Regions from separate parts of the Homo sapiens genome. Here regions 1 and 2 are each linked to region 3. Evidence: chromatin loops called from intact Hi-C (ENCODE). Cell type or tissue: heart right ventricle. All regions are shown on one strand.

The links. A loop is a pair of places that touch in the nucleus more often than their neighbours do. Peaks named below come from ENCODE experiments on the same cell type or tissue, not always from the same donor. Only the 100,000 strongest peaks of a DNase experiment are listed, where the experiment ranks them.
Region 1: it touches region 3 in a loop (6-fold over the local background); 28 of 110 quality-filtered maps call a loop at or near these places.
Region 2: it touches region 3 in a loop (5-fold over the local background); 16 of 110 quality-filtered maps call a loop at or near these places.

Annotation. Positions count from the first base shown.
Region 1 is chr16:86,665,813-86,668,312 of GRCh38, reverse strand. No RefSeq gene overlaps it. Among named protein-coding and RNA genes, the nearest start is that of LINC02189, 55 kb to the left of the region's middle. In heart right ventricle, no CTCF peak of the experiment used is centred here; a DNase peak (open chromatin) is centred at 1,102; H3K27ac peaks cover 2,426 bases.
Region 2 is chr16:86,680,264-86,682,763 of GRCh38, reverse strand. No RefSeq gene overlaps it. Among named protein-coding and RNA genes, the nearest start is that of LINC02189, 40 kb to the left of the region's middle. In heart right ventricle, no CTCF peak of the experiment used is centred here; a DNase peak (open chromatin) is centred at 1,053; H3K27ac peaks cover 2,500 bases; H3K27me3 peaks cover 1,531 bases.
Region 3 is chr16:86,574,310-86,576,809 of GRCh38, reverse strand. No RefSeq gene overlaps it. Among named protein-coding and RNA genes, the nearest start is that of FOXL1, 3.0 kb to the left of the region's middle. In heart right ventricle, a CTCF peak has its summit at 952 (motif pointing right); DNase peaks (open chromatin) are centred at 519 and 919; H3K4me3 peaks cover 1,490 bases; H3K27ac peaks cover 2,500 bases; H3K27me3 peaks cover 2,500 bases.

The DNA of each region.
Region 1 (2,500 bases), 92 kb before region 3:
TGTCTGCCTCTGACATCAGTGGTGGGAGTGGTAGAATATGAGCTGTGAATTTACTATTCCTGGTCTAGACCTTGGGCTAATCAGAGGGAAGAATTCAACATGTGTGAAGTAAACTGGAAGAACTGTGTGTCTAGAGCACCATGACCAGAGTAGCCAGCATTCATTGCACCATTCTAAGAGTTCAGCATATTTAGTCCTTCATCAGCCCCAGGAGGTAGGTCCATGATTAGCCCTTTTTTTTTTTTTTTTTTTTTTTTGAGACAGAGTCTCGCTCTGTTGCCCAGGCTAGAGTCCAGTGGCGTGATCTCAGCTCACTGCAAGCTCCACCTCCCGGGTTCACACCATTCTCCTGCCTCAGCCTCCCGAGTAGCTGGGACTACAGGCAACCGCCACCACGCCTGGCTAATTATTTTGTATTTTTTAGCGGAGACGGGGTTTCACTGTGTTAGCCAGGATGGTCTCCATCTCCTGACCTCGTGATCCACCCGCCTCGGCCTCCCAAAGGGGATTAGTCCATTTTTATAGATAAGAGAACTTAGAAGAAAAGAGGTTGAGTCACTTACTCAGTAAAGGGTAGAGAGAAGCAAGGAGTCTATACCTGTAACCACTTGTCTCCAGGCTTATGGGTGATGGGAGGAAAGGATGCTGGCTCTGAATAGTCAAATCTGGGTTCAATTCCCAGAGCTGCTGTTTATCAGAGAGATAAGTGGTTACAAGCTCTCAAAAGACAATCGGATCCAGCCCCAGATGCAGGTGGATATTAGTGTTTCCATTTTATCATTTGGGGGTTCAGAGAAGAAAAGTGACCTATCAAAGTCACATAGCTTGGAAGAAGAGGAGTCAGGACCCGATGCACGCCTTCTATCTCCTCTCCCTGGCATGCTTCCTGCTGCATGAGATGAGAAGGGGAAACATCCTGTGTGATCAAGGTCAAGCAATCAGAACCAGCCCCAAGAACGAGACAGAAATCGAAGCAATATGACTGTTCTTAAATACAGAGGCTGCTTGCACAGAAGTGCAGGTTTCCAAACCACCCTTCCCTGTGTCCATGAAATTCCAGGCTTCCCAGTTGCTGTTCAAACAGATGCAGATGCCCTGGACCAGCACCAGAGCAGCTGTTTGATGGTATTCCCAGCCCAATTGGAAAAAGAAATTAGCACAAACCTCCAGAGAGAGTCTGTTCTCATGAAATCCACAGCCTGGTTGGGCTGTTTAGAGTGGGAAGGGAAGCTCCGTCTAATTTCACATTCTCTTATCTATTGACTTGTTTGTTTCTGTCTCCAGCCAGTCCCCAGCCCCACAAGGGAGGATCTGGCACATATGGGAACACATCAAACAGTGATCCAATAGAGGACTGAACAAAATCCAGATTACAAGGCCTTTACCTACAGCTCACCACCATGGCCTAAAGACCACTGTTGGGGGTCACTATCAGACCCCTTGCTGGAGGAATACAGCCATGGGCATCTCCTGAGCGCTCTCTTCTGCAACTAGAGGGAATCATCTCTCCATCATGATCCAGGAATCAGCAGTTCCTGGGTGATTTCCTGTTGTTTTCAAGCACTCCCAAAATCTGAGTGTTAGGAACATTTTCTTGACACGTAGCAACCCCAGGAGTTCATTGCTTACCTCCACCACAACACTCACATCCTCAGCAATTACACATCATGCCATTTTCTTTGTCATAGGGCTTTCCTTCAAAGCAGTGCACACAGGTATGAACGCTTCAAACCACACACACGTGTAGGTAAAACGTGAAAATTCCCCATGCTAAAGACCACCATTGCCAAGAAGTGTTCACACCAGCAAATGTACATACACCCCCTGAAAACATTTAAATTCTTATGAACTTAAATTTTTTAATAGGTGAAATATTAGCATTAATAGAGTTGCAATAATCAAAACTCTATGAAAAAAGCATACTCAGAGGCTTTACCCCCTCCTCTATCCCTTCCACGCTTTCCCACTCCCTGTAGGTAATGAGGCCCCTGAATTATTCCTTGTTTATCGTTCCTTCATTTCTTTGCCAGAGGCATATTATCTGCATTTTGCCAAAACATGGTATGACATGCTTTCCGTTTTGTGCTTATGTCTTTTTTTCCTTGTCATTTTACTCATTTTACCTTGGCTATCACTCCACTGCAGTTCATAACACACTGCCTCACTGTTTTTGACAGCTGCATAGTACTCCACTGTATGGAGGTACCATAGGATATCCCATTGGATATCCTAGTTGTGGGCATTTTGGTGCTTTCCAATACTTGGTAATTATAAGTTGTGCTGCAATGAATGACCTGTACACATTTACTTTCCTCTTGTTAAAGCATGCATCCTGTAATCCCAGCAATTTGGGAGGCCAAGGTGGGCGGATCACAAGGTCAGGAGTTTGAGACCAGCCTGGCCAATATGGTGAAACCCTGTCTCTACTAAAAATACAAAAATTAGCCAGGCCTGGTGGCACGTGCCTGCAGTCCCAGCTACTCGGGAGGCTGAGGCAGAA
Region 2 (2,500 bases), 110 kb before region 3:
GGCTGCCAGGGCCAGCCTGGTGCTGGAACCCCTCATACCTGAAGAGGCACAGGAGAACCAAAGGCGGAGAGGCCTGCATCCTTCAGGGCGGCTGGATGGGTGTTCCGGGTGCGTGCCACAGTCCAGCAGAGTCTTACTTTCTCATGGTTCTGGAGGCTAAAAGTCCAAATTCAACTGTTGCTGGGTTTGGTCCTTTCCAGGTGCTCCTGTGGTCATATGTTCTGCGCCTCTGTCCCGCTGCTGGGGGCTCCAGCCAACCTTGGTGCTCTTTGGCTGGTAGCTGTGTCACTCCAGCCTCTGCCTCTGTCTCCCCACGGCCTGCTCTGTCCCGTGTCTGCGTCATCTTCTCTGACTGTCATAAGGATACTTGGCACTGAACTTAGGGCCCACTGTCAATCCAGGATGACCTCATCTTAACTTCATGACATCTGCAAAGGCCCTTTTTCCAAATAGGGTTACATTCGTGGGTACCGGGGGTTCAGATGTGAGCAAGTCTTTTTGGGGGGAAACATTTAACCCACGACAGTCACCCTTCCCTGAAGGCAATGGGAAAAAAGAAGCCCAGCAGAGGCAGCTGGAATCCCAGCTCACTTGCTTCCCGGCTGGGTGACCTGAAGCTCTGAGTCTTAGTTTCTTCATCTGGAAAATGGATCATGCCACACCGTGGATGTGTGAATTAACGGAGATGGCACATAGAAAGCCAGCAGTGTTGAACTTGGCCACGTAGTAAGGCCTCGATAACCGGCAATGCAGAATTACGTTTCCCTACCAATTAGTGGCCGACCACAGTCTACCCAACCAGCAGACAGCAACGCGTGAGGACTTGGAGGGCAACGGAAATGTGCTAAAGGGGCAATGAGGGTCCTTTCTGAATACGCACCCCCCAGTTGGAGGACTGGGTGGATCAGAGGAGAGTCCAGGGGACTTCCAGGCTGGAGATGGCCTGCGGTTAACCCCTCGTGCCCCATCGGGCAGGAGGCGGGCCCTTCTCCCATCTCTCCCTCCCTCTCTCCTGTTTATCGGGACTGTGGGTGCCAGCCCAGACGACATCATCCGCTGAGTTCCCAGCGTGTCAGCCAAGGGTGAGCCTCCCACGCGCCCTCGGAAGACAGAATTTTGGAGCACACGCAGTGGCATTCTTGGATAACGATGGCTGCCTTCTACGAGCTGAACCCCCTCCACAGACGTCTCCCTGCCAGCCCCTCGCCGGTCTTCCCGCCCTCTGCCCAGCTCCTGGGCCCCACAACAGGCCGGCACGAACGAGGTTTGGGAGCTCTGTGGTGGACTGAACCAAGCGACCCGGCCTTTCCCAGTCTGCACCCAGCACCCGGCGCCAGCACCGACCAGGGAAGGGGCCTTCGAGCAAGCCCGGGTTGGTGGTTTGGGGTTTGGAACATCCGTTTTCAGATAAAATCAGAAGTTTTTTTATTAAAAAAAAAAAGGAGAGAGAGAGAGACAATTTCAGAGACAGCCTGAAAAACAAAACAACCCTTTAGCTCTTTCTCTGAAATGACATCAGCGGCCACCACAAAGCCGAATCGGCCTCACTGCATTCAGGCCATCGGGATGTATCATTTCCCCTTCAAAATACCCACTGCGGCATCGTCCCCAGCCCCGCCGGCTCGGAGCCTGCTCCCTCAGTGGGAGCGGTGCGCTTTCCCACCCAGGCTGCAGAGGGGCTTGTAATTGGAAAAGTGCAAGTTGCAGATGAACTGGGAGCCGAGGCCAGGAAATGGGTTTATGGTGGCCAGCTTTGTCCTCCTTTTGCACTCGGTCTCTAAAGCACTGTCCACATGGGCATTTGGGTCCTGGGAGTCAAGAACGACCTTGCCCGGAACGAGCTGTCCCCTTGTCCCTCTCAGTGGATGTGTCCCTCCCACCCCAGGCCCCCACTCTGAGCCCGTCCTGTCCCCTCTCCCTCTAGACGCATCTAGACTCCCCAGCCCCCACCAACTAGCCGCCTCTGGAGCATTTAAGCTACATGGAAACTGGAGAACGTTTTAGAAATGGATGTTTGTTTCACTGAAGCAGCAATGCAATTGCATTTGAATTTGTTTAGCATCACATAAAAACAGACATATCAAAAATGACCAGAAAGAAATATTAATACAATGGCATATTACGAATTATCTGGTTGTCTGTGGCTAATGAGTTGTTTTTTCGTAATTCCTTCTTCTGTAAATTTTCTAAATTTTACTTTTGTAATACAAAAACGTTATTTATTAAAAACCACCAACTGAATCTTGTCTCGGGGCCAAAATGAGCTACTTAAGAGAGTGGAAAGTCAGCCTTTATAGAGAGCCAACAGCCTCCAGGGACTTATTTCTTTGAAGAGTCACTTTTTAAATCTCAGAAATAATCTGCATAGTTGAAACTTCTGCTCCTCTGGGATTGTTATTCCTTCATTAGTTAAAGTGATTTACTGAGTCACAGGAAATTTCACTGCTGGACCAAAAAGTGATTCAATTTCCCAAGCATTTACTGAGTGTTTTCCCCAAGC
Region 3 (2,500 bases):
CACCTCGGGCCTCCCTCCGCGGCCCTGCTCCTCTAACGTGGGTCCAGCGAGCAGCCCGGCCGCGCCCGCCTAGGTCCTGGGGGTGAACCTCTGGCCAGGAGGGGCGAGGCTTTGTCTTTTCGTTACCACTCGCTCTCACCCGCGTACCCCTTTCAAACTTGGGGTGAAGAAACCTCAATGCCAGCGCCTTTGCAACCCGCAGGCCCCACAGTCTCTGGGGTCACCCAACCTCTCCGGGGCCGCGCGCCCCCAGCAAGCTCAAGTTTGGATCCAGTTCCTTCTCCAGCCTCGGCGCTCGCTCCAACACACCCAGACCGAGAGATAAACCGGTGTCACTATGCAACCCTTTCCCCACCTTCCTATCCCACAGCCCCTCCTGGAGCTCCCCACGCGGCACCCGAAGTCCAGCACGCACATCCCTGCCTCTACCGAAACTCCCGCCGTCCCGGCGCGTCTTCTAAACTCTAAGGCAAATCCGAGCTTGAATTTGTACGGTGATAAATACTGCCCGATTTGGTAATGGGCGGGACGTGGGCGGAGACACGGGAGGCTGGTGGGCGGGGCACCGATAGTAAAGCAAAAAAAAAAAAAAAAAAAAGAGAGCGAGAAAGAGACAGAGAGAGATTAGGAGAGAGAGAGAAAAACCAAAAAACAAAAAACAAATGCCCACGCTCTAGTCGCGGTTTGGAGACGCACACCCAGCCCCGCGCGTTTGCAGAAGTGTGCAAAGTCTCCGGGAGGTTTCAGCTGTAGAACTCCGGCTTTGCGCCCCAGCCCCGCTCCAGAGCGGGTTTGAATCCCGGGCTCCCGGGTGATTGATGAGTTTGTAACCTGAGCCTAGGAGGGGCCTCTGTTAGAAGGAACCCCGCGCTGGGGCAATTTCCATATTTCCGGGGAGTGCAGGCTCAAGCCCTAGGAGTCCGAGAGCGGATGCGCCCTCGTGCGGAGGCTCTGTTGGCTGAGGCCAGAGCGAAGGGCCTGCGGGGGGCAGCCGAGCTGGGAGACGGCCGGGCGGGCCTCTAGAACGAGTGTCCTAGAGAGCCAGATGGGGACACTGAATGTTCCCTGTAGATTCATAAGCCTCGGATCCCAGAAAAGCGCGTCATCTGAGAAGTCACTTGGTGAGGGCTCACCTCCCAGCCTGCAAGAAAAGCCTGAGATCTCTGGCCTGCCCGGATGCTCCAGAAGGACTGGAGTTTCCAACTCTGAGGCTTGAGCAGAAACGGGGTTCAGCGTGGGATGAGGGTAGTCAGCCTCCTTCCCAGTCCTGGGACAAAGCGCATGTGCGTTCCTCAGGGAGGCAGATCAGAGACCAGGCATTGGTGATGAAAACGGCCTCAGATAAAAAGGCTGACGGGTGAGAGACAAGAGCTCCTCCCACTGCGCCCCAAGCCATCCACTCAACCTTCCTCACTGGAAAGCAAAAAGCAGAAACCTGAGTTAACAGTAATCTGTGTCGCTTTCCAAACATCTGCATCACTTTTCCAAACGTAAAGACAGTTACCGCATGTACGACTTGTGTGTGTGTTACATACGTATGCATGATTCAACCGCGTGTAGCATGTTTGAGAAGAGCTGCGGTGGAAAGATGAAGGGTTTAGCCCCTCACCTTACTGACAACCTAAAAACATTGGAGACAGATGATAATAATATGAATAACTAGAATGTACTGAGCCATTTCATCCTCACAGCAGCCCTAATAGAAACCTTTGTCGCTCCCATTTTGCAAACCAGGAAACTGAACAACGCCCTGTAAGTTAACCTGCCTCAGGTGTCCCATGAGGAAGTGCTCCAAAGACAGAAAATAATCTTACAATAGCACCAGGTGTGGACACTCAGGGCTCCATGGAAGTTCTCTTGCCAACTCTTACTAAATCTGTGAAAGGCAGGCGTGGCAGATTCACCCATTTGACAGATGATGAAACTGAGGCTCGGCACATAACACCCCAAGACCCTGAAAGTAGGAAATGGCCGCACAGGGACCACAGCCCACGTGAGTGTCCTCCAAAAGTGGGTGCTCTGGGGTCTGACATGCTCAGGTATCTGGAAGGACTCAGAGGCAGAGATTGTCTGGAGTAGACAGTGGGAGAGGGGCCCTCCAGAGAGGAGAGGGTGTGCAGCACCCCTGGAGCTGGGAGATTCAGGACATTATAAGAAAATCCCAGAGTCCTTGCTTATGTTCCACCAAAACCCAGAAGACCTCTTCCTCCTTCCCTCCCCGCCCACTTTGAAAAGAGTGGAAGATTTCCAGAGCTGGAGTAGCAGGGCCCAGGGCCTCCCTTCTCTTGGGAGGCAGTGAGCAGGACATGAAGGTAATGGTGGTCCCACTGAATCAGCAAATGCAGAAGGAGACCCAAAAGCTGGGCGGGACTTCCCAAATGATGCACTTATTTATAGCACACCTTGTTCCCAGAAATGATCGAAAGGCTCTAAACAGAGGCAGTTGGTGCACATGCTCTCACTGCGTTTTTGAAAAGCCCAACCCTCTGCTTTCCCTGTA